2 separate regions of the Homo sapiens genome follow, and region 1 is linked to region 2. The links are chromatin loops, found by intact Hi-C in ENCODE. Cell type or tissue: PC-9. All regions are shown on one strand. Each heading gives the region's core, and the rest is flanking DNA. Links, peaks and the distances in the headings are about the cores only.

Region 1 (12,812 bases), core at 3,223-11,222, 150 kb before region 2:
TCCAAATTTTCGCTATTGTGAACAGTGCTACAACAAACATGGGAGTGCCGATCTACTGATTTTCTTTCTTTTAGTTATATACCCAGCAGTAGGATTGCTGGAAAATATGGTAGCTGTATTTTTAGTTTTTTGAAAACCTCCAAACTGTTTGCCATAGTGGTTGTGCTAATTTATATTCCCATCAACAGTGTACGAGGGTTCCCTTTTCTCTACACCCTCACCAGTATTTGCTATTGCCTGTCTTCTGGATATAAGCCATTTTAACTGGGGTGAGGTGATACCTCATTGAAGTTTTTATTTGCATTTCTCTGCTGACCAGTGGTGTTGAGCATCTTTTCATATGCCTATTTGCCATTTGTATGTCTTTATTTGAAAAATGCCTATTCAGGTCTTTTGCCCGTTTATTAATCAGTTTAATAGATATTTTCCTATAGAGTTATTTGGGCTTCTTATATATTCTGGTTATTAATCCCTTGTCAAACGGGTACTTTGCAGATATTTTCTCCCATTCTGGGGGTTGTCTCTTCACTTTGTTGATTGTTTTCTTTGCTGTGCAGAAGCTTTTAAAACTTGATGTAATCCCATTTGTCCGTTTTTGCTTTGGTTGCCTGTGCTTGTGGAGTATTACTCAAGAAATTTTTGCCCAGACCAATGTCCTACAGAGTTTCCCGGATGTTTTCTTATAGTATTTTATAGTTTGATGTCTTAGATTTAAGTCTCTAATCCATTTTGATTTAATTTTTGTATATCGTGATTTGATTTTGATTTGATTTTTGTAGGGGTCTAGTGTCATTCTCCTGTACATAAAACCAGTTTTCCCAGCACCATTTATTGAAAAGACTGTGTTTTCACCAATTTATGTTCTTGGCACCTTCATAAAAAATGAGTTTACTGTAGATGTGTGGACTTGTTTCTGGTTTCTCTATTCTGTTCCATTGGTCTATGTGTCTGCTTTTATAACAGTACCATGCTGTTTTGGTTACTATTGCTCTGTGGTATAATTTGAAGTCAGGTAATGTAATTCCTTCAGTTTTGTTCTTTTTGCTTAGGATAGCTTTGGCTATTCTGGGTCTTGTGTTGTTCCATATAAATTTTAAGATTTTTTTCTACTTAGTGTTTTTATAGGAATTGCATTGAATGCGTAGGTTGCTTTGAGTAGTATAGATATTTTATTTTATTTTATTTATTATTTTTTTTAGACGGGGTCTTGCTCTGTAGCCCAGGCTGGATTGCAGTGGCACGATCTCGGCTCACTGCAAGCTCCGCCTCCTGGGTTCACGCCATTCTCCTGCCTCGGCCTCCCGAGTAGCTAGGACTACAGTTGCCTGCCACCATGCCCGGCTAATTTTTTGTATTTTTAGTAGAGACAGGGTTTCACCGTGTTAACCAGGATGGTCTCGATCTCCTGACCTCATGATCTGCCCACCTCAGCCTCCTGAAGTGCTGGGATTACAGGCGTGAGCCACCGCACCCGGCCAGTATAGACATTTTAACAATATTGATTCTTTAAATCAATGAACATGAAATACCTTTACATTTTTTTGGTATCCTCAATTTCTTTCATCAGTGTTTTATACTTTTCATTATAGAGATCTTTCACTTCTTTGGTTAAGTTAATTTCTAGGTATTTAATTTTATTTGTGGCTGTTAAAAATGGGATTACTCTCTTGATTTCTTTTTCAAATTGTTCACTGTTGGCATATAGAAATGCTATTGATTTTTGTGTGTTGCTTTTGATTGTGTCCTGCAACTTTACTGAATTTGTTTAACAGTTCTAATAGTTTTCTGGTTTATCTAAGCTGAATCTGCTTTAAAGGGGCTTAGATACAGCTTAGATCACAACACCCAAGTCCTTTCAAAGTCCACTATCTCTGGGCCCAGTTCAGCACTAGGATTCTCCCAGGAGTTGCTGCTGTTTTGGCTTAGACTGCCTTTCAAGTTTATTTAGAGACACAGAGCACTTTAACCTGTGGTTGCGAGACTAGCAGGAACTCAAGTTCTGACCACTGGGACTGCTGATTCCCCTCTGGCTAGGTCTGGCTTAAATGTTCCCTCCATTCAGCTGAGTTTGGTCTGTTTTTGTTTTCTGTTATAGGGCAGCACTGAGTTCAATGCCTAACAATTGCTGCAATCTTGCTCTCCATGACACACAGGAATGCTCTCCGAACCACACTGCCACTGCTGGGAGATGAGGGAGGGGTGGCTTTGGTGATTCAAGACTTTTTCCTACCTCTTCAGTGCCTCCTTTAGAAATATGAAGTTAAAACCAGGTGCTGTGTGTGCTCACCTGATTTTGGTTCTTATGAAGGTGCTTTTTTGGTGTGTAGATAGTTGTTAAATTCATGTCCTTGCAGATGAACCATCAGGAGAGGTTTATATTCCACCACCTTGTTCTTTCCCAAGTCCAGGTTGGCTTCTTTTTCTTACCACTTTGAAGATGTTGGTCTTGTCTCTTTTGGCCTCCATCATTTCTGATGTCAGTAATTGAGTCATTTTTCCTCCTCTGTGTGTAAAATGTTGTTATTTTCTGGCTGTTTTTTTGATTTTCTCATTATATTTGGTTTTCAGCAGTTTGACTATATTCCAAGACTTTGTTTTCTGTCCTCTTGGGATTTGCTGAGCCTCTGGAATCTTTAAATTTAGGGAAATTTAAACCATTACACATGCAATTTTTTTCTATCCCATTCTCCTCCTCCTCCTCTCCTTCTAGAACTCTAACTTCATGTACGTTACACCTTTGGATATTGTCCCACACATTCCTGAGGCTTTGTTCATTTTTTTTCTCGTGTGTTTTTCTCTTTGTTCTCTGTATATCTATAGGAACGCATGATTTTGAAAGTTTCATCTTAAGTTTACTGAAACTTCCCTCTTTTATTTCCATTCTGCTGTTAAGCCTATTCAGTGATTTTTTAAAGTTAGATATTGTATTTTCCAATTGTGTAATTTTCATTTTTTATGGTTTATATTTCTCTGCTGTGATTTTCTATCTTTTCATTTATTGTGAAAATACTTTCTTTTACTCCTTTGAGCATAATTCTACTAGTTGCCTTAAATTTATTGTCTGCTAATTCTAACATCTGAATCATCTTAGGTTTTCTCTTTGTTGATTGTATTATCTCTTGGAATGGATCACAATTTCCTAGTTCTTCATATATTGAGTAACCTTGGATTGTATTCTGAGTCTTCTGAATATTATATTATGGAGACTCTGGGTTCTGTGTCTGAAAAATACTGATTTTATTGTTTTAGCAGACAGTTAACTTGGTTAGACTGAAACTAAATTCTGTCTCTTGGTTGGTAGCTAAAATGTGAGTTCAGTGCTTTTATCTTTAGCTAAAGTCTGTCCCATGTATGTGTGGTTCAGGGGCCAACTGAGACTTGGATAGTTTGTATATACAGGAATTAGTGCTCCTTCTATCTTGCCCTCTCTCTCCTTTACAGGATTCTCCCCACAACTGTCCAGTGGCTCAGTTTGTCCCAAGCTCTGTTCTTTAGTTCTTCATATCAGAATGATTGTCAGTTTATTCTTAGTGTGCTAGCCACTTGGCAGCTTTGGCTTGCCCTCAGTCTAAAAGCTGTAAAAATAGGTTGCTCATGTTATGCCATACCTTTATTCAAATGTCAACTCCTTTTAAGAATATGTCTGCTTCTGTTCACTTTCCAGTCTCTTCATATCATTGTTTCTTTATATTTTGTTCAGTGTTTAAAATTGCTGTTTTCAGGAGGATTGCAATCAGTAGGAGTTTATTCAGTCATATCAGAAGCAGAAGCAATGATCCTGCTCAATTTTGATTTCACTCCTAGCAGCTTATCTTTAATGTGGTATTCTGTCCTAGAAAGGAATCTTGACAAGTCATTTTTGAGAGCTCATAGTGGCTAGATTCCTACAGCCTCTTTAGTCCTTCTTGCCGTAGGCCTTTTATACTCACTTAGTACTGGAGAGTGGACAACCTCCACCAGTTTCAGCTGCTATTCTCAATTGTTCCACTATGCTTTTCAGTGAATATTCATTAGCCGTTTTTCCTTGTGAACTCCTGTTCCACTAGGGTTTTGGCTGTCTTGGATTGTAATGTGTAACTATGGGGAGCCACTAAAACTTAAGCCTTGCCTAGTGCGCCTCCCAACCCAATAAGTTTGATGGTGGGGAGCTATGTTGCTGGGGAGAGAGCCTCTAGCATAACAAATGGTAACTCAGCCTTGGCATTGCTTTTTTTCAGAAGAATCCTCTGTAGTTGTAGTTCTCTAGTTTTCAGGGTGTCGAGATACAGGTAGAAGTGGGGAAAAAACTCTTAAAGGCTGGCCAATCCACATGCAGTTGATATCTAGTACCCATCATCTCAGCCAGCCCTGAGTTCACACCTAGTGGGTACTAGTCTACTGTTTAAATGTCTCCCGGTGGCAAAGCAGGGAAAAGAATGGTGTTCTCAGGGTAGTAAGTAGAGAAAATGGGCACATTAAAAAATTGTTTTCCTACCTTAACTCCTGTCCATTGTTCTTGGCCCTCTTCTTTTCTAGGCTGCCTTTTCCCTAATTTACCCTACTCAGATTCCTGACCTATCCACAGGCTCTTCTGTTTTTCCAGTGGTTTCCTCATCATTTTTTAGCTATTTGGTAGAAATATCCATCTCTGGATTATGTGACATGGCCAGGGTTTGGTTCTAGAGAGAGGACTAGTTGTAATTTTGCAATTTTGATAAGAACTGGCATAACTGCTTCTATCTATAAAAAAATGAAATTACCTAAAATTCTGTAGGTATGTATTTCAGGACATTTCAGGACATTGGAACTTAAAAAGGTGAGATTCCTGAACCCTAGAAGACCCTTGATAATTTAAAACAATGGTAACAATGAAGAATAATTAATTGATCATCAGCTTTGGATTCTTACCCAGTTAATGACATAGACATATTACCACCAGGGGTACAGATGTAAAATACATCTTTACAGACATAAGATCTAATGGCATAGGAGATAATTTTCATTTTTGTAAAATGTCTCATCGATAGGCTGCAAAATAATGAACGATTTTTTTCTGTGGCATTACTGACCAGACATTGGGCCAGGGTTGTAATATTTGTTATCTAATAAAACTAAAAATATCTGGTTAATTATTTTTTCCTTTGCTTATGGGCTTTGCTTATAGTCTGATGAAAGTAAGTTATACTTTATAGTTTCTAAGGAGATTAGGATGATAGAAAGTTTGAATGAAAAAAGCCATATCAAATTACTCTAGTTCTTAATTTTGCCAGAGCCATTAAAACCCAATTAGATACACACCAAATTCCTGTTTATTAGAAGCTGGCATAGTTGTGGGAGCACTTTTAACTACATGCGGTCTTTTGCAAAAAGGCATTGCGTCATTTTAATAACAAGCACGTTTTCCATGAATATACTCATTCACATCAACAAAACAGCTTCAGCCATTTACAATCCAGTGATTCGAACTGTTTAAGCAAATAAGTGTATGAGCCATTAGACAGCTTCTTTCCTTCTTACATCTTCTCTCTCATTAATACTCCATCCCCACCCCCATGCCTGTTGAAGCACTATTCATGTCCTCCAGGAGCAGCTCAAATAGTATCAAGCCCAATCATTCCTCCACAAGACAAAATTGATTGCTTCCTTTCTTATTCTTCTCCCTATCTCTAATGCCAAGTGCAGAACATGGCCTGTAGTAAATATGTTAAGTGAATGCAGTAAGAGTAAAACCAACTGTGAAATGGTACCATTTTGGGAGACTGGCCGTGAAGATGGTGCTTTCAGAAAGGCCTTTCTCCTCTACTGCCAAGACCCAAGCAAGCATGTTAAGACGGACTACTTACCCAAGACTGGCTATGGCTGTTTCTAATAGAAGCAGAGAAAACCAAGAGATATGGCATTTACCCACAAACACTGCTATTAACTTGCTTGTGCTTGGGGGAGTAGGGCAAGGTACTCCTGATTTGTGTGCTTGACCAGGGCATGCCACGGACATAGAGTCAGGCCTCTTTCATCAATCATATGCTTCTGTAGCCACCATTGTGCAATAGCATAGGAGTGGATAATCACCGTGTTTTGATGATTTTTCGAAGGTGGAATAAAGAGTGGTATTAGAATCTAAGGTGTTGATTGTCTTCTATAGGAAACATCCTCTCCTGTTCCATCAGAAACTCTTCAAAATTCGAAACCTTTTAAATTAGAAGTTATTGGAGATCCCTTTCTAGTTACATTGACAAATGAGTTATTTACCTCTGCCCTCTCCTTATTATGTATTTCATTTGAGGTAAACACAATGCTTATTTAACTTTTGCATCCTCAGATTAACTGCAAGTGGAACAACCTAATACATTTCCCCAACATTGGAGTTTGAATTCTTTTTTTTTTGGATATATATGATTTTATATTTTCTCAACATTAAACTCAAGGAAAGTCACTGTTTTATCTCTTTTATCTTACTCAGACCATGGTGGAAAATAAACTCATTAATTTTTGTTGTAAAGGAGAGGAGAAGCTGGTGCATGTCAATTAAGTGAAGTTTATTTAAAAGATCTTATACGTATAATTAATCTATCCTAAAATATGATCTTTCTCTATTGCATTGTGCCTTTGTGGACGTCAGTATTATCAAATAAAAATAAGTTCCAATTTAGTGTGTTAATAGGTGCACTTTAAATATATTTTAAAAATTTCTTTCCAAAGCAATTTAAAGTGTATATAAGGAAAACATAAATAACATATTTCACAACTTAAATGCTTTTTTATGCAAATTCTAATATCTGTTTCAGAAATCATTTCTATAAGAAAATGAAATCTTAAAAGCTGTGCAATACAAATGTGCATTTTATTTAAAAAAAAGGAAAACAGAGAAACCAATGAAAAGAAAGAGTGTTTAAGAGCTATTTCAGAGTAAAAACTTAATATATTAATTCTTTGAGAAGTAATTTTTGTTGGAAAGGAGGAGCTGGTGCATGTCAATTAAGTGGAATTTATTTAAAAGATCTCATAAATATTATTAATCTATCCTAAAACATTATCTTTCTGTACTGCATTGTGCCTTTGTGGAGTTTGAATTCTAAGGACAACATTTTTCATTCTCAAATGAAGCTGACTTCAAGAAAGAACAGCAGACCAAGCAGCAATGCTGGCCTCCTCTGTCTTGCAGAGCACTCTTATAATGAAAGGGCTTGTGGAATTTGGCTCCATTTCCTACAGCCATGGGATAAGGGTTGCATGTAAACAATAATATCCTGTGCTGTTTGGGCCTCATTTAACTGTCTTTATTACTTTAGAAGGAACTGCCAAGTGGTGCTGTTTCTCATAGCTCATGCTTTACATACCAGCGGTATTGTAGGGTCTGCTTCAAAGATGGCACTCCACACCACGAAGCTTGTGGCTGTTGGCACACTTGGTTGTCACCAGGCTTCATGTTGACACATTCCTTCAAGTCACACCAAAGGTGCACTTTCCATGAAGAATGAATCTGGTACACTGAAGGTGGGCCTGTTATTGCAGAAGGCCTTTGCAGTTACCATTTGGGTGTTTTCCTAGAAAGCTATAGCAGCTCTGCACCTAGAATGACTGTGTTTGCTGAATTACAAACAGAGAGGTGATTTTTGCAAAGTAAGCTGTTACATTATTGACAGAGCACTAAGCTGGAGTCAGGAGATCTATGCTGTACTCCCCAGCTGACTAGCTCTTTAGCTCTAGGGGAAACATCCTTGATTTCCCTGGCTTGTTTTCTAACCTTGAAATGATGAGATTATGCTAGATAATCTCTAAATTCCTCTCTGGCCTAAATTTGATCAGGCAAATTAAAACAGTAAACAACAAACAGTGAGTCAAGAAACAGAAGTTCCCAATCCAAGCTCTGCTGCTCAGTAATTGTGACTTGAGACAAGTCATTTAACCATTCAGACTCAGGTCTCCATTGCTGGGGAGACCAAAGTCTTCTCTACCTGCCCCACCTGGTGGTTGTGCCTGTTGAATAGGGAAACATCTTTTTCACTCAACACATACTGAACAATTGCTCTGTGGCACCAGCTTGATAGATAGCGAAGAAGCACAGGTTATTAGATTATCTGTTACTACTACTAATATTAACTACAGTTTAGTGATCACTTTCTATTTCCAGGAATGTACATACAATATTACATTTAGTCTTCATTTTATGGAGGAGGAAATTTGAGGTTCAGAGAGGTTTAATAATTTGTTCAGACTCATGTAGCTCTGCAGAGCTGGAGCTGAGATTTGAACCAGCATTCTTCTGTTCTTTATTTTAATGGTTACAAAATATCTCACCTCTGACAAGGAGCTTGTGTTACTATCATTATTTTTCTGGGCCATAGTGTCTGAATCCCAAGATCTAAAATCTGTTGGGGGGCAGGCAGATGAGGGGACTGATCTGGCTTGGGCTGAAGGAGAGATTCTCTTTACAGACACAGGCTGAGGCAGCACAGCCAGGGTAGTAAAAATACCTGAGGGACAGCCCTCAGGTATTTTTCAAGCCTTTCTCTGGCTTGTAGACTTATTTTCAAGTCTACAAGCCAGAGGAAGTCCAAGTGGATTGCCCAAACTGAGGAACCAAAATCAGCAGTCACTGAGATGACTGGTCAGGTGAGTGCGGAATAAAGCAAGCACTGTGAGTCACAGGAAGGTGAGAGTGCTTTGGTACAGTTTCCAAGGCTTGGCATTGTTTGCAACGAGTTTTGAGTGAAGCTCATGGTATGGTATGTGGTTAGAGCAACCCCTCTAAAAAGCCATGCAGAGGGCAGAAAAAGCCCTCAGTTTTCTCACCAGTAGAAGAAAGGCTCATTGGCTAAATGAGCTCTGAGTGCATCCCTTAGTCAAACATTCTCTTAGCCAGCAGATATGCAGAGCTGGGCTACACCAGGGTTCTGAGCAATAAACAAGTGCTCTTGGTAGGCCATTTTTTCTCTCTTTGGAACGTGACGCTGAGTTTCTGAGATGCTGGGATTCGCTTTTGGTGTGTCAGGAGCTGCACTGGCAGGTCCCCATCCCCCACAAAGCAACCCCTGTTCTGTTGGCCAACACTTCCCAGGGCAGCCCTCCCATCAAGGGAAGTGGGCTTTCTAGCCTTTGGGAGGTTGTACAACTGCACCTAGTTGCCATAGACACAGCCAAGCTTTTTGTATGTCTGCTTCACTCCTCCAAGACTGCTGCTTCTCAGACCATACTGATGATGCTTTCTCCTACTTCCTAGCCTAAAAGAGAATGGTTTGCTTACTTGGTCTTTGGTTTAGAAGTGGCTGTTTGTCCTAACATTGGACTCGTGCACCTGAAATCATGGCCTCAATGGCAGAAGCAGGCCAGTCAGGGAGGAGAGAGGGCTGACCCCTGGTATTGGATATGGCCACTAACCAGGACCCAGGCTTGGGAAAGTGGCATTGTTACAGGCAAAGGCAGACAAGAAGGTGAGAAGAATACTCTCCACGCAGACCTAGGTGCCTCGGTGATATTCTAGAAAATGGTCAGTGCTGAGGAATACAGCATAACCAACATAATAACAATAATTACAATAGCACAAGAAGACACTTGTATGGACACTGGTAAGTATTTAGCATACACTAATTCTTTTGGTCCTCACAACAATCCTGTGAGGCAGCAATATTATCTCCTCACTTTACATAGGAGGTAACTAAGGCACAGAGGAGTTAAATAACCTATTCAAAATCACACAGCTTAGGGAGTATGTGGGTATTACTTGGCTCTTCTGCCAGTTGGGCAATCATCATCTGCAAGACCTCTAACCAGTGGCCACACCCTAGCCACTGAGTCAAGGTGCCAGTTCCAGAGAGAAAGGTGGGCAAAAACAAGGCAGGGAGAGTGACTCATCTATCCAGCATTAGTCTAGTATTGAGGACCATCCTCTGTGCCAGGTGTTGAAGGAAGATTTAAGTAAGATGATATCTCATTTAGGCTAGCGTTTAGTTTTCAAGGAGGGTAGGAAGGTAGGCAGGACAACTCTAGGACTTAAGAGTGGGAGTTAAGGCAGAAGACCAGCTGTTAAGCATGGGTCAGTGTAAGAGGTAGGCTTGGGAAGAGTTCTAATCTGGGAGCATTACAGATCTTTCAGGCAGCTGTTCTAGGGGGTCCCAGACAGGGGAGAGCACCCTAATTCTAATGCTCCAGCCCAGGGCTGAAGCCAGGCATTGACTTCATGCCTGTGAATTGGCTGGTCAGGGAACTGGAGTGAGCCTTAGCCTCTAGGTGGAAGCTCCAACTGTAGGGATCTGAGTAGGAAAAGGGAATTGAATTGGGGGCTGATGGGAAAAAATCTAAGAATAACACCCCAGCTCCTGTGGAACCTGATTTTCCTTCTCCTATCCCTTTGGCAGCATAGGTGCCAGATGTGGTGGAAAGGGAAATGAATTTGGAGCCAAGAGATATGGGCTCCATATGTTAGTAGAAACTATGATGTTTGAACATCCTTGTTGGGATAGCTGAAATTCTTAGTAGAAATTGCAGAAGACCAGAGGACATCTGGGAAATATACATGGATTGAAGTGGAGAAAAATAATCTTTTGGGGAAAATCTCCATGACCAAAAACCATCTTATTGTTGTTTTTGTCTTTTAATTGTTTTCACTAAGGGGGCATAATAATCAAGTCATGTATGTAAAAGGCTTTCTAAGCTGTATGGCAGAAGCCCTGTGCATGACCTTGTCAGCATCTTCATTGTTACAGATTGGAGATTGGCAACCTCAGGAGTTCACAGGAGGAGACTGGAACTTTGCTTCTTCCCACCCAAGCCCCTTTTCTCTGTAATGGGAAAGTATCATTTGGAGCTGATTCACACTTCTTTGCTGTGCTCACTTGTCTCCTCTAGAGCCATCAGCAGGGGCCACTGCTACCTGCAGGCAGGGCTTGCATAGGTGCATGAAGAGGAGAGCAGAGCCCCTTGCCCTTGGCTGGCAAGCTTAGCTAAGAAAATTGGGAAGTTAAGTATCTGTCATAGGATATTACGAGGGTAACCTGACAGCCTGGAAAGCACTTAGTGAAGCACCTGGCCCACATCAGCATTTGGTAAATGTTGGCCTTCGCTATTCTCCTTTTCCCCTCCTCCTCTCCATCATCCCTCTCATTCTCCTTTCCCACCTCACCCCACCATCCCGCATTTTCAGAGGGCTTTCTCAAACCTCAGGCTAATGGCTTGATGGACTCAGGACCAAGCTGACCTGGCTCCGACCTAGTGGCCCAGTTTGGGTAACTAGATTTTGGGCCCTGGACCCTTGCATTCCCAGCATGAGCACTCTGGGGTTGAGATATTGCCTGGCCTTTGGCGCTTCCCCTTCCAGCCCCTGTGACTTACGCCCTTCCCTCTACTCTCAGAGCTCCCTGATGCCAGTCTCTAGCTATCCCAACACATTTGTTGGATATGACTTCTCCTTTGGTAATAGTGGCCCACACAGCAGAGATTCCCACTTGGGTGTGGAGTCTTTTTGTCCTCACCTGCCATCCTACACAGTGACTCTATACAATGACCTCTAATTAACCAAGTATTTATCTCAGAACCTTCCCAGCAACCCTATGTAGTTGCACAGTTCATTCATTTATCCATTTATTCATTCAACAAACACTCATTGAGCACCTACTGTGTGCCCTGGGAGGTGCAACCAGGGTGGCACAGTGGAAAGAGCATGGGAAGTCTTGGAAGAGGCCTTCAGGCAGTATGGCAGAGTGGGTAAAGCCTGAACTCCTGAGTCTCACAAACCCACACTTGAACCCTGGCTCTACCACTCACAGCTATATGGCCTTGAGCAAATCACCTCATCTCCCCATGCCTCAATCTCCTCATATGTAAAATGGGCATATGAATATCCCTTACCTCACAGGACTTACTCATAAGCCTCATTTCCTACTCTGTGCTGTCATATAATTTGTATGTTCCTTTTATTTCTACATCGTATCATAACATGTTATAATTCTATCTGCCTTCCAAGCTATATTCTGAGCTCCCAGCAGGCACAACTACTTGTTTATGTTTGTATCTCTAGTGCCTCCCATAGTGTCTGCTCCAGAATATACATTCAATAAGTCGTTGCTGAAGTGTTAACACTATGCTGTAATTATTTTTCCAGGCCTGTCTTCCTCATTAAGCTGTGAGCTTCTGGAGGGACGATATTTCATTTGTCTCAATATCTGCAGAACATAGCAGGGGTTTGGCTTGGAGTAGACACTCAGTGAATGTTGGTTAAATGAATGACTGGGGAGTGGGGGATTGAGGGAAGGAATGAATGAAGGAACAGATGGAAGCTGATGATTAAGACAGTGTCTTACAGGCTCACTGTTAGTGAGGTCACCATCAGCTTCAAATTAATTTGGATATATGGTAGGAATTTGGGGTAAGAGATAGTTGCATTTTCTGAGGCCTTATCCTCCTTAACCTTGTAGAATTTAACACTGTTGACCACTCTTTCCTTGGCATTATTTCCCTCTTTGGCCTCTGTAAGACAAAACTATTTTGGGTTTCCTTGTGTTTTTCTGACTCTTTTTTTTTTTTTTTTAAGACGGGGTCTCACTCCTCTCATCCAGGTTGTAGTGCAGTGGCACGATCACAGCTCACTACAGCCTTAACTTGCTGGGCTCAGGTGATTCTCCCACCTCAACCTCCTGATTAGCTGGAACTACAAGCATGTGCCACCATGTCTGGCTAATTTTTGTATTTTTTATAGAGACGGGGTTTCAGCCACGGTGCCCAGGCTGATCTCGAACTCCTGGGCTTAAGTAATCCACCCATGTCAGCCTCTGAAAGTGCTGGGAATACAGGCATGAACCACTGCACCCAGCCAAGTCTTTTTTTTCCTCCTGCTTCCT
Region 2 (12,812 bases), core at 1,737-9,736:
ACTGGGAGAACCTCCTAAGATCCTCACTGAGCCTAAAAACCCCTAAGATCTTCTCCTTTTCCAGCTGAGGGGCCTGAGGCCTGTAGCGGGACAAGGCCTCCCAGTGCCATCTGGGAGTAGAGTCACACCCCATCCAATGCTCAGCCCTGCCTTGTGTCCAGGGACCCCAAGGGCTCATTCCCTTGACAAATGCCTGTGTCATGTAAATGTGTTAGGCCTGGCTCAGAGCTCAGCAGGCTTATCCAGACAATAGGAGCCTAGGGGCTGAGAGACAAGTCCCTGCCCTCCTCCATTACGTGCCTCACTTGCCAGGGGAACTTGAGGCCAGGCAGCCTCCTCCCCTCAGGCTCTCAGCCACTTTAGCTCTGAAAGGAGAAAGTGTCAGTCGATCCTGCCAAAGGCCACACTGCCCTGATAGCCAGACTTCTTGGAAGTCAGTGATCCATCAGTGGGAGTGTATGTACTGGGGTGAAGGGTGGACCCCAAAAAGATATGTCCAAGCTTTAACCCTCAGAACCTCTGAACGTGACCTTATTTGGAAAAAAAAGAGGGTGGGGGGTCTTTACAGATGTGATAAAGGTAAGGACATTGAGATGTGATAAGCCTGGATTATTCAGGTAGGCCCTAAATCCAATGGCAATTGTCCTTAGAAGAAAGGAGAAAGATGCAGAACAAAGCTGGGCACAGTGGCTCATACCTGTAATCCCAGCACTTTGGGAGGCCAAGGCGGGCAGATCACCTGAGGTTGGGAGTTCGAGACCAACCTGACCAACATGGAGAAACCTCGTCTCTACTAAAAATACAAAATTAGCCAGGCGTGCTGGTGGGTGCCTGTAATCCCAGCTACTCGGGAGCCTGAGGCAGGAGAATCGCTTGAACCCGGGAGTCAGAGGTTGCAGTGAGCCGAGATCACGCTATTGCACTCCAGCCTGGACAACAAGAGCGAAACTCCGTCTCAAAAAACAAAAACAAAAACAAAAACAAAACAAAACAAAACAAAAACAGAGAATGCCATGTGAAGACAAAGGCAGAGACTGGAGTGATGCAGCCATAGCCAAGGATGCTGGCAACATCCAGAAGCTGGAAGAGGCAAGGAAACAGTCTCCCCTAGAGCCTTCTAAGAGAGTACGGCCCTGCCAACACCTGGATCTCAGTCTTCTGGCTTCCACAACTGTGAGACAATACATTTCTGTTGTTTTAAGTCATTTAGTTTGTGGTAACTTGTTACAGCAGCCTCAGGAAACATACAGTGGACCACACTGCTCCCAAGACCCTGACCCTGTGAGCCATCCAAGGGCCTAAACCCTGCCAGGTGGCACCCAGGGAACTTCTAGTGACTCACTCAAGGTCAAGGCGGCATGATTGGCTCCATTCCTTGTCAGACCTGCTCAGGGCCCATGAGCTTCAGGCTTTGGACTTAACCGCATTAGAAGGTGAGGCTGTCAAGTGAAGCCTATGAATTGATAGCAATTTGATTAATTAAAACAAACCTGCCCAGAGTCAGAGCAGACAGCAATATGGACATCAAGTGTGCAGCACTAGGATACACCTGCCTGAGCTGCTCCTTCCCTTTATGTTTGACTAGGGCTGGGGGCTGCGGTAATTTGTATTTAAGAAAAGGAAATACATCAGGGTTATGAGTAGTAATTTCCCTTCACCTCCACTCTGCCTGGCCCAGTGGTTTCCGGAAGATGGCCAATCGAATCAGAAAAGGAAGAATTGCAGTCATTGTGTAGACATCCAGGGTCCCCAGAAGCAGAAAGCAACCTGGCCTGAAACTAGCTTCTGCTGGGGATGCTTAACCTGAAATCCTCTGCCAGGTCTGGGCTGGTGGGGTAGGGGTAGTTGATGAGGCTATTGCCTATGGTTCCTTCTGACCTTGGGTTCTTGAAATGTCCCTTCTCCTCTCTAGGCCTTAGCTTCCTCTTCTTTAGATGGGAAGATTATCCTTCTCCAGAGCAGTTGTGGGGATCAGTGTTCCATCATGCACACTGGGTAAGCATTCTGTAAGCCAGGACAGTTTGGACAGGATAGTGCTTTCCGCCTGGAGGAAGGAGTGCTGAGGAGGAGGAGGCAGAAGAAAGGTAGGTGCCTTCCTGGGTCTTTTTCTAGGAGCAAGGTGACTCTGTCCTGAGAGAGGACATTCCAGCAGTCCAGGGAGGTTTCATTTGGCTGCAGAGCCCCTGATCCCAGACAACCTCCCAGAAAGCCACTAATGGCAATGGCTGGTCCCAGCAAGACAAGGGATATCTCAGGTGCCGCACCAGCTCATTGATGATGGCTGACAGCAGCTCATGCTCATATCTCTTGCCCTGTGCCTATGCTTCTTGAATTCTGCTGTGCTGGGCCATAGTCCCTGCCCAATGCATAGTAGTAGCAGACGCATGCTCTCCAGGGACCCTTGCCTAGCCCCACTGGTGTCCTCTTTGCCTGAGATCAGGTGCCTCCTGTGTAGCAGGAAGTATGCAGCAAGTGGGACCAGACCCTGACCATGAGAGCCACACTCATGGCCATGATATCCTCCATAGGCCACTGATGACTTAGATGTCCCCTTCGATGGGAGAAGAAAATCTGGGGTGGAGGGGCAAGCCACCAGCAAAAGGTAGTAAGTCAGAGCTGCCAAAGAGCCAGTAGCCCCTGGGCTGTCTTCATACAGGCTCAGTTCTGAAAACAATAGCCCTGAACCCTCTTGGTCTAGTCACTCCAGTGACTATGATTCAAAAACAACTGGCAGTTGGTGGTGTACTCCGGGCAGTAAAAGCAGTCAAAACCACAGAAGTTGCCCTGGAGCTTCAGAGTGACCTCTTAGCACCACTTCTCATATGCTTTTAAAATTCTGATTATATTATTCACAGCTCCTCAATGGCTCTTTACTCCTAAGCATTCAGAGGCTCCTATAGAGGTAGAGATGGCAGAAGGGGCCATGAAGGGTTCTGACAGGAGGTGACTTGGTCCACACTTAGTTTGGAGGGATTTACTGGGAGCCATTCAGGCGGCCTGCAGGCAAGGGCCTGGAGCCGCTGGAGACCCTGGGCGTGGTGTGGTTTACAAATCCAATACAGAGATGAGCAGATTGTGCTTCTGGGTGGTGGCCTGCCTGTGAGGGGAGGGAAGGTGGCCTTGGCCAGAGTCTGGACAGCCTGAGGCCTTCTTGCAGCTGCTCCCCCACCTCCCCATCTCCCAAAGCTGCCGTTGGCCTAATATCCTGTTCTCTGCCCAGAGACTAGCCCCCTGTGAGGAGAGCTATGTGAGGACAGCGTCTCTGTTGGAGTCTGGGCCTGGGGGCCCAAGGTTTGGCCCAACTCTGCCTTCTTCCCTGGAGATACCCATTCTTGCAGCCCCCTCTCCCCTGAGTCCACAGTGGCCACATATTTGGATTCTAGCCCACAATTCAACCTTCCATCAAGAGGAGGGAGCAGTGTCTAGCAGCTGCAAAGCTCCCAAGGGCAGGCCAAGGCTAGGAGGCCTCAGGTTGCTGGGCCTGGGGAACCCAGGTTTGTGAAAATGCCCCCACCCTACCTGTTGTCAGCCTTGTCACTCCCTCTGGGGGTCCCTCAAGCTACAAAGCTCTCTTTGGATGTTTCTGGTCTTCTGTGTGCCTGCTCGGCACTAGATCAGAATGGCTCTCTACAAAGCAGCTTCTCTCCTGTAGCTGCCTCTGCCAGCCTCCCCCTGACCCTGGGAATTTGTGTTCTCTCCAGCTTTTTCTCACAGTTTTTTGCCCTAAGACTGGCTCATCTTTGTGGAGTTGCCTTCCCGGGGGCATGGTTGGAGCTTGGCAGAGCAGCCATGGCTTGAAGCCAGCAGGTCTAGTGGAGTTTCTCCTCTGCCATAAAGAACAGGAAGACTGTTGCAAAGATCCCTTTCTGTACAGCCTCTCACTTAAGCATCATTGAAATCCTAAGTCAGATACTAATGGGATTCTCATTTCATGGAGGAGCAGACCACGCCTGAGAGAGGGTGGCTGGACTGCCCAAGATGGTGCGGAGGTAGAAATGGATGGGGAACCCAGAGCCTTCAAACTCCCAACCACATCAAGGTGCTGCTTAGCTCCCCTCTGGGAACACAGCCCTCAACAAAGAGTGGGCCTCCTCCCTGCTCTAAACAAAAACCCAGCAGATGGTGGAGCAGGTTTGCTGGAAGCCTCAGCTTAGGCCTCAGTCCATTAGGACCACCCTAAATGGGGAGGTGATGTCTTTGGGTGCATATTGCAGAATGTGTGGCAACTCCAGTAGAAGAAACTCTGAGCTCAGTAGCACAGGTGGCCCTATCCTCAGGCCCTCTACAGTGCTGCAGCCACAAGCGCCCAGCGCTCCACTCCCAGTAGACCCTGCCCCTGGGCCTGCCACCATTCTCCATGGCTGACAGGCTGAAGGCTGAGCTTCTAAGCCACCCTGCCCCACAGTATGTCCCACTACTCCCACTGGGTGGGTACCCAGGATAGGTGTTCAGGGAACAGAAAGTGAGCTTATTCCTCCTTCAAGGAACTTCTTGGAACTTGCCCAGTGAAAACTGTTCAGAATTCTGAAGAATTCTAGAATTCTAGTACCAAAGTCTGGGAGATGGACAGGGCCCTCAGAGCAGCTTGTGCAGATTCTCCAAGGCGGGGTGAGCATCAGCGGCACTGGGGCTGCTGAATACACTGCAGATTTCCTGGGCTCCATGCCAGAGCCACTAAATCAGAATCTCAGGGTCGGAGCAGGGGTGGGAGTGTAGCCAGCTGCATTTTTGAAAGGGATCCACAGGTGGTTCAGATAGACTCTACAGGCTGGGGAAGTGAAGGCCCCAGATCACACATTGAGTCATCACAGACTGGGACCGGAACTGTGGTCCCTGCCTCCCACTGTGGGGCTCTCTCTCCTATGTCATCAGACCTAGCTGGCTGTCAAGGCTGCCAAGGCTGAGGAGCTATGTCCATGAGTCACTTGCTGACAACACTCATCCTGCCTTGAGGGCATGAGTCATAGCAGACCACAGCTGAGGATGGGCAGCTCCAAAGATGTCAATGGGAGACGGTGGGGATGCCTCATCTATCCTGCTGTCCTAATACTGGGTGCTCGGTGCCCTGGAGCAGGAAGAGTCCCAAGATGGAACCGCCAGTGCCTCTTGGGCAAGAGAGCCCAGTCTTTCAGAAGGAAACCTGCACAACTTCAGTTCAGTCTTCCATCTGGTGCTGTGGATCCAAACATACTGTTTTTCCAGCCCTCAGCCAGGAACCGGAGTCACTCCAGTGAACGGGCCAGATGCAGCACCTGCCCTCAGGAAACTGCAAGAAGCAAGAAGCCCATCACTGGGATGAGGCGCACCAAGGGGCAGTGCAAGATGATGCTCTGGGCATGCCAGTAGGGGCTCAGCCAAAAGATGGAGGGGAGCACGGAGGCCACTCGCAGGCAGAAGGAACTGTGTGTGCACATGAGGAAGGGGAGGCCCAGGTGGCTGGTGCCAGAGTGGAAGTGGAGGGCCAGGGACCATTCAGTGCGGCCGGGAGTGGGGCAGGGCCTTGGAGGCCCAGTAAGGATGCTTTGTTTTTTTTTTCAGAAACATGGAAAAAGGGCCGATAGGTATGTGAAAAGATGCACAACATCACTAGTCATTAGGTAAATGCAAATGATAGCCACAATGAGATACCACCTCACACCCACTAGGGTAAAAAAAAAAAAAAAAAAAAAAAAAAGAACAACACATGCACAGAAAATAACAAGTGTTGGCAAGGATGTACAGAAATTGGAACGCTTGTACATTGCTAGTGGGAATGCAAAATGGTACAGCCACTGGGAAAACAGTTTGGCAGTTCCTCAGAAAAACATAGGATGACTATATGACCCAGGAATTCCACTCCTGGGTACATACATAGCCAAGAGAATTGGAAACAGTTTTCCCCACAATGAATGTCTATCACAGATTCACGATAGCCAAAAGGTAGGGACAACCTAAAATGTCCATTGATGACGAATGGATAAACAAAATGCACTATGTCCACATAATGGAATATCAATTCAGCAATAAAGAAGAATAAAGTACTGATCCATGCTACAACACTGATGAACCTCAGAAACATGATGCTAAGTGAAAGAAGCCAGTCACAAAAGACCACATGTTGTATAACTCCATTTATATGAAATATCCAGAATAGGCAAATCCACAGAGGCAGAAAGCAGATTAATGGTTGTCAGGAGCTTGGAGAAGGAAAAATGGGAGAGTGACTGCTTAATGGGTATAGGCTTTCTTTTGGGGGTGATAAAAGTGTTCTGCAATTACATGGTGATTGTTGCATAATGTTGTCAATGTAATTAATGCCTAAGTATACTGAATTGTACACTAAAAATATGAACTGACAAATTTTATCACACACAGAGACACACACATATACCACAATAAAAAGTGAGGGGACCGATGGGAAGACCAGTTGAGAGTTCAAAGCAGTGGACGGAAGGCTGAACAGAAGGGCATGCAGGTTCCTGCCAGTTCTGAGACTTTGGTGCCTCCCTCTCCCTTTTGCGCACTGAGCACTCTAGCCAGCTTCGTTATCTGTACAGCAGGCCTGAGCATGACTTTCCTCCCCTACTCACTGTTGGGCTCCCATAAGACAATACGTGGAAGCCCTGGCACATAATAGATGAGCAGCCAATGCCAGCTCTGTTCCCTGTGAGGGGCGACGTGCTGTGGTGTTCCTTAGAGTCACACTGCGTGGCTCTTATCCTGATTTGGTCACTACTTAGCTATATGGCCATGAGTAGATCACTTCCTCCCTCAGAGTTGCCACATCCTTGTACGTAGAATACAGCCGGTCACATTCCTGTCTTCCTTTTAGTCCCTCTTGTGAAATTGTGCCAGACTGAGGCCTCTCTACCCTGGAGCCAGGAAGCACAGTTTTCTCTCAGAGCACAAAGCTCTGCCTTGGCTCGGTCCCTTGGGGAAGTTGGGAAGGACCTGATGCCTAAGACTTCCCAGAGGTCTCCAGATGGGTCCTCTTCATTCAATATGACAATGCCCTCTGTTGTTGGCCTGGGAAATCACTGAGAAGAAAATCAGAAGCAAGTACAGCCTCCTTTCTTGAAAAGTGTTAATGAAACTGTTAACTTTTACATCTGGTTCTGTGCTGTTGTCCTAAGCCTATTTATTAGTATATCATGTAATGTGGTTCTAGAAGGGCAAATATGAGAACACGGGGAATCCCTGAGTGTCTGTTCCTGAATCCTTTCTCCCCACTTCCTCTTCCTACTGACCAATTGGTCTCTATTCTTTTATGGTCTTCATTTCTGACTTTCCGCTGCCTCATCAGCCTGCAGCCTCAACATTTTGGTCTCTAAAATGGGTTTCATGTGAAGGTGAAAGGAGTGAGGCTTAGCCCAGTATGTGGCTTGTAATAAGTGCTTAACAAAGGTTAGCTATAATTACAATTATTTAAAATAATTTTAAAAAGTGCTGATTTTTTCTCATGGACATTGTTTTTTCCCACATAATTGATCATCTAAATTGTAAGACTGTGATTTTTCCACAACACTCAATAGACTTATTTTTAATCCCAAAGACAAAAAGCAGCCAATCCACCCATTTCTTTGTGCTGCCTCATCTAGTCCATGGGCAAACCTTGCTCCTTCCAAGCCCAAACACTGATCCCTGAGAACCAGCATGGGCAAGCAAGCTCCAGGCCCTTTCAGGGTCAACCTCTCCATTAGGTACAGTAGGCTATGAGACTTTTAAGGACACACAAGATAATTAAACTTATTTTAAAATCAGAAGGAAAGAAATGAACTTTTAGATTAAAGACAATATTTTCTTATATAATAATGTATTCATCTTTATACCAACACAATCATAAAATATAATTATCATTATTTATTGGTAATTGAAGAAGGGCCCCATGAAGGCAAAAATGTTCAGGGTTCCTGGAAGTCACAGAGCAGCTGCCCCATGTCAACAAGAGGAGACAAAAGATAGAGACACTGGCTTCACTTCCATCTTCCAAATAACACCTGAATTTCATGTGGCTCCTGCTGAATGAGAACTGTTTAGGGGAAGGGAATTCCAGCCATCAAAGCTTCAGCTTCACTCAACTGGCATGGAACAAGGCTGCCGCCACCATTTTTAGCACTCTGAATAAATATAGTGTCTAGTAACAAACCTTCACATTTCCCTGAACTTAAAATAAAAGTTAAAAAAAGTAAAAGGTTTTCCATTCAACTAAAAGGTGTGTTTGGTAATGCACACATTGTTATTGTTGCTGTTATTATTTTGCTGCTACATGTTGGAAACTTTGTTTCCTTATTAAGAATATAAATAAAATGAGTTACTTTGTGTTTCTTTCAATATAAGAATAAATAAATGTAGTGTCTAAGTGGAGGAGCAGCAGGGGCTGGAAATCTAGAAAACCCCCGCACCCTGAAACTGGCCACGGGTTCTGCTTTACAGGGCTCGTGGGGTGTGCGGCAGCTTTGCACCTCAACACTCCAGCACTTCCTCCTCACAGATTTCCCATTACCCTGTAATCTATAAGTTCAGGACCTCACCAGCCTGCAGAGATAGGGTCCCAGAACATTAACAAGCTAGTCGCCTGCTTCTCGCCCTATCTATTCACCCAGGCTCCCTCCCCACCCCCTGAATATTTCAGGCTCCCTCCCCACCCCCTGAATATTTCAGGGAGTCCCCAAAGGAGCTTATATAAGTGTTCACAAATGTTTCTGTCATCTCATCACCATCTGGGGTCTACCCCATTCTTTCTCTCCAGAATCCATTCCCATTTGTTAACATGGGCTGCCCAGGAATCCCCTTACAGAAACCATGGCACCATGTGGCTTAGAGTGCCCCTGGTGGGCAGGCCAAAGGCTGTGCCAAGCGTCTGGCCCTGACACCACACAAACTGCCCAGGCCTCCTCAGGACACAGTAGAATTCAGTTCTGGCAAGAAAAGAGAGAGCAGCCCCAGCCCTACCTCTTGGGTACATTTTGTTCTCTAGGCTCTGTGAAGCAATATGTACTGGGCCTAGAGGTCATCAGTCAATCAACAGAGTTGTAACTCAAGCTGCTTTGGGTGAAGTGGCTGCTCCTGGGATTCACAGTCCTAGCCACTCAGTTCCTCCATGCTTCTTCCTGCCACCTGGGGGCCCCACCAGGCCTCAGGCTGGGGAATGCCTTGACGCTCTGTCCCTGCATGTCTGGGAGAACTCTTTTTTTTTTTTTTTTAATGATTATACTGTAAGTTCTAGGGTACATGTGCACAATGTGCAGGTTTGTTACATATGTATACATGCGCCATGTTGGTGTGCTGCACCCATTAATTCGTCATTTACATTAGGTATATCTCCTAATGCTATCCCTCCCCCCTCCCCCCACCCCACGACAGGCCCCGGTGTGTGATTTTCCCCTTCCTGTGTCCAAGTGTGGGAGAACTCTTTTGACTGTCTGCAAATCCCCAAGCTGAGCCCTCAGCACTTGACTTGGAGGTTGAGAGTTAACATACATACCCACGTAGCCCTTTTCCTTATCTCAACCCCCAGAAGGTGCAATGCTCCTGCCCCAGCATCCTTCTCTCAGTTGAGATGAAGGCTCAGCCCACGCTCTCAGGAGGGACACCCCCTCCCAACCCTCTTCATCCATCACCAGATTAGAGAACATAGAAATCTCAGCCAGGTCTTCATGTTCCAATCAGGGATCTGGCTGTTCTTGTAACCTTCTGGAAACTTTCACAATAATGCTAACTATGTTGAGCACTGTCCACAATTTGGCCAAATTTGAGCATTCCATAGATTGTGATACAGAAGATAGGGGTTGTCATAGCAAGATGAGTGTCTTACAGCTCAGTGTGGGGTCCTGCTACCAGGGTCTCACAAGAGATCAGCAGCACGGGAGTAGAACAATTCAAAAAATAGCAACTCTTTTTGGAACAGCGTTTCCTTGGAGCTTGGGAAATGATGATGCCTTACTCTTCACAACAAACACAGGTTACTGAGACAAATACTAATCAAGGCAGCTCATCTCTTGTGCCCTCTGCATCCCATTCTTCATTGACATTGGCTGTCATAGTCATTCCAATTCAACTTGACCTCAGTTCACGTGGGAGAAGAGATGTACCAGAACAGAACATCTCGTGGTGTGCAGGCTAGCAGCACTCACTGTACACAAAAGACAGGGATCTGAGTTCAAGTCCCTACCTTTTGCCTTTGGCGGTGATATGCGATCGTGGGGGATGCTGTGCAAGTAAGTCAGGTTTCCAGGTTGCAATTGGACAGATATACGGTGTGAGAAATTTGGCTGCTGAGAGCTTGATTGTAATGAAGTCCTTCCAGGGACTCAAGGAGCCTGTCCCCTTTGGAGGCTGCCCCTTCCTCAGCTGGCTCTTGCTCTATGAAGGATATATGCTAGTAGCAGGGGGTACCTCTCAGGGCTGTGGGCTTCCCAGCGACCCCTCTTCTTGAAGAACACCAACCTCAGGTAGGATCTTGCATGTGCTTAGAAGAGGTAAGGGATTTTAGGGAATCAATGCCTGAATGGGTTCTGACTGCACAGCTAAGGGAGTTCCTGCCATCTGGTTTCTGTTATGCAAATCTGTATAACCAAATCAGGGTCACCTTTCCATGGGGTCTCAGGGTGGTAGTGAGAAGGGTGCTTTCTCAGGATGAGGAGCTGGACTCACTCATTGCCTTCCCCACATTACTGTGGTCAGTTGTCCCCTGCTAAAGCTCTAGTCATTAGCTGTCAGAAACATCTAGAAATTTCCTTGGACTTCCAAAGGTGAATTGACAAAGGACAGCAGCTCATAGCATTGCCCAGCAGAATGGCTTGATGGTCAGGGGCATTCCCTGAGATTGAAATGCAGCTTCTACCAAGGGCCTCCTTCCTGCCTCCCTTGTCTAGACCAGGAATTCATTTCAGAGCTATTTCCCTCGTGTTGACATTGCCCCCACTCCCTTGTCAAAACAAGTAAAAAATCAAAAGGTAGATAAACATAATTTTAAATTGTAAAATAAGTTAGAAGATAACATCCTGAAAGGAAAATGGATTGACTGGCAAAAAACAAACAGAACCAATAACAAAGACAATGACCAGAAGACAACACTCCCACATGGGGCCCAAAGAGGTGAGTGGCCACAGTTCTGGGCAGCAATTGCCCTGTGGCCAGCTAGGGCTAAGCTGAAATTTCTGCAAGGTCCTCTGCAAGAGGTATTTTCCAAGGTTTGGGGGCTACAGATTCAGGACTAGAGGTAGGGGTCCCACTTCAGGACAGAGATATGGGGACCCTGGTGGTTCACTCAGCTGTTCTTTCTGCCCACAATGGCAATGCCCACTAAGCCATGAGCTTGGCCTTCCTCTTCCCATGGCTAGCCCCTAAGCCTTTTATTGCATTTCAGGTCCCCATCAGAAATTTCAGCAGGGCTCCCGCCTCTTCTCAGATGCTCTCTCAGGCACCTCTGACCCAACAGGCCAATGTCTGGAAGTGGTTAGTAACTGTGGTCCTTTTACTAGCAGCCCAAGTGGCTTACATGAATGCTTACATTTTGTATTTCACAGCAGCTTTCAGCCCTTGATTCCATAGTGGCCTGCCCAGAGGGACAAGTTCTTCTGCTCAACACGGCAGTCCTTTCTGCCTTCTTTAATGTTTAGTGGAGAAGACTCCTAGGGCACAAGTGGGTAGTCCACAGATAAAGTGAGAGTAGGCTGTGGCCATGGCCTGAAGTCATAGCTTACTCTTTCCTGGAAGGCACAGTGGTGGAATGACACCACCAGCATATGGGTAATCTCCCCTAGGGGCACTGCACCTCACAACTCTAGAAGGCAACACCACATTGTCTTCTAGGCATAATTTTGGGCAATTGTTGCTCTGTGGCCAATCAGGGCCAAGCTAGATTCCCAGCAGGGTCCCCAGAGGTATTTTCAAGGTTTGGGGGCCACAGACTCTACCCCAAGCTGCAAATAGCAGCCCTTGAAACACAACACTTGGGGTTGGACAACACCATGACTGTGGAACCACAGTCCTGGTTTTCAATATTGTGTCCCATTTGTTGGCAGTCTGTATAGCAGGCCATGTGCCTTGCCTGCTTTCCCCTCTTTCCAGATGCCTCCTCAAAAGCAGATGGAAGGCAGCACTTCTTGAAACAGTCCTTCTAATTTTATCAACTAGACCTGCTTCATTGTGCCTGCTTTGGGTCGGCCCTGTGTTAGGGTCTGGAGTGCCACTTGGCCTCACTGCCTGTGGGACTCAGTCTGATGGAGGATACTTGTATCTGTCCGAAATGATCCCTAAGGTGCTTTAGGGATCTTTAATGACATTAGGGATCTTTAATGACTTAGGGATCTTTAAAGACATTAAATGTCTTTAATGAAGCCTTTTTTATTGTTAAATATTAATATTGCACACAAAGAAAAGTGCTTAAGACATATATATGCAGCTAAACAAATTGTTGTAAACACTAGTGTAAGCATCACCCAGCTCAAGAAATGCAGCATTGACAGCTTCCCCAGAAGCCCCCACATGCCCTACAAGTCACAGTCGAGCCCCTCCTTCATCCCTGACTTCTATGAGAATCACTTCCTTCCAATCTTTTGTATTTTACCATATCAAGGTGCATCCCAGATCACCATGGATTACCTTTGCTTGCTTTCAAGTTTATAGAAATGGAATAATGCATGTTCCTTTTAAATTCAAATTTTAGTCTTTTAATTTTGAAATACTTATAGATTCACAGGAAGTTGCAAAAATAGTACAAGAAGGTCCCATGCACCATTTACCTGGTTTTCCCCAATGGTACCATTTTGTTCAACTGTAACATAACATTAAAACCAGAAAATCGACATTGAGATGTCCACTGACCTTAC

Evidence for each region. Hi-C counts contacts between places; a loop is a spot of excess contacts. Peaks named below come from ENCODE experiments on the same cell type or tissue, not always from the same donor. Only the 100,000 strongest peaks of a DNase experiment are listed, where the experiment ranks them.
Region 1: it touches region 2 in a loop (4-fold over the local background); 3 of 110 quality-filtered maps call a loop at or near these places.

What each region holds. Positions count from the first base shown.
Region 1 is chrX:150,042,646-150,055,457 of GRCh38, forward strand. No RefSeq gene overlaps it. Among named protein-coding and RNA genes, the nearest start is that of EOLA2-DT, 110 kb to the left of the region's middle. In PC-9, for the core only: a CTCF peak has its summit at 7,946 (motif pointing left); a DNase peak (open chromatin) is centred at 8,636; H3K27ac peaks cover 2,158 bases.
Region 2 is chrX:150,196,252-150,209,063 of GRCh38, forward strand. No RefSeq gene overlaps it. Among named protein-coding and RNA genes, the nearest start is that of MIR2114, 25 kb to the right of the region's middle. In PC-9, for the core only: no CTCF peak of the experiment used is centred there; a DNase peak (open chromatin) is centred at 4,890.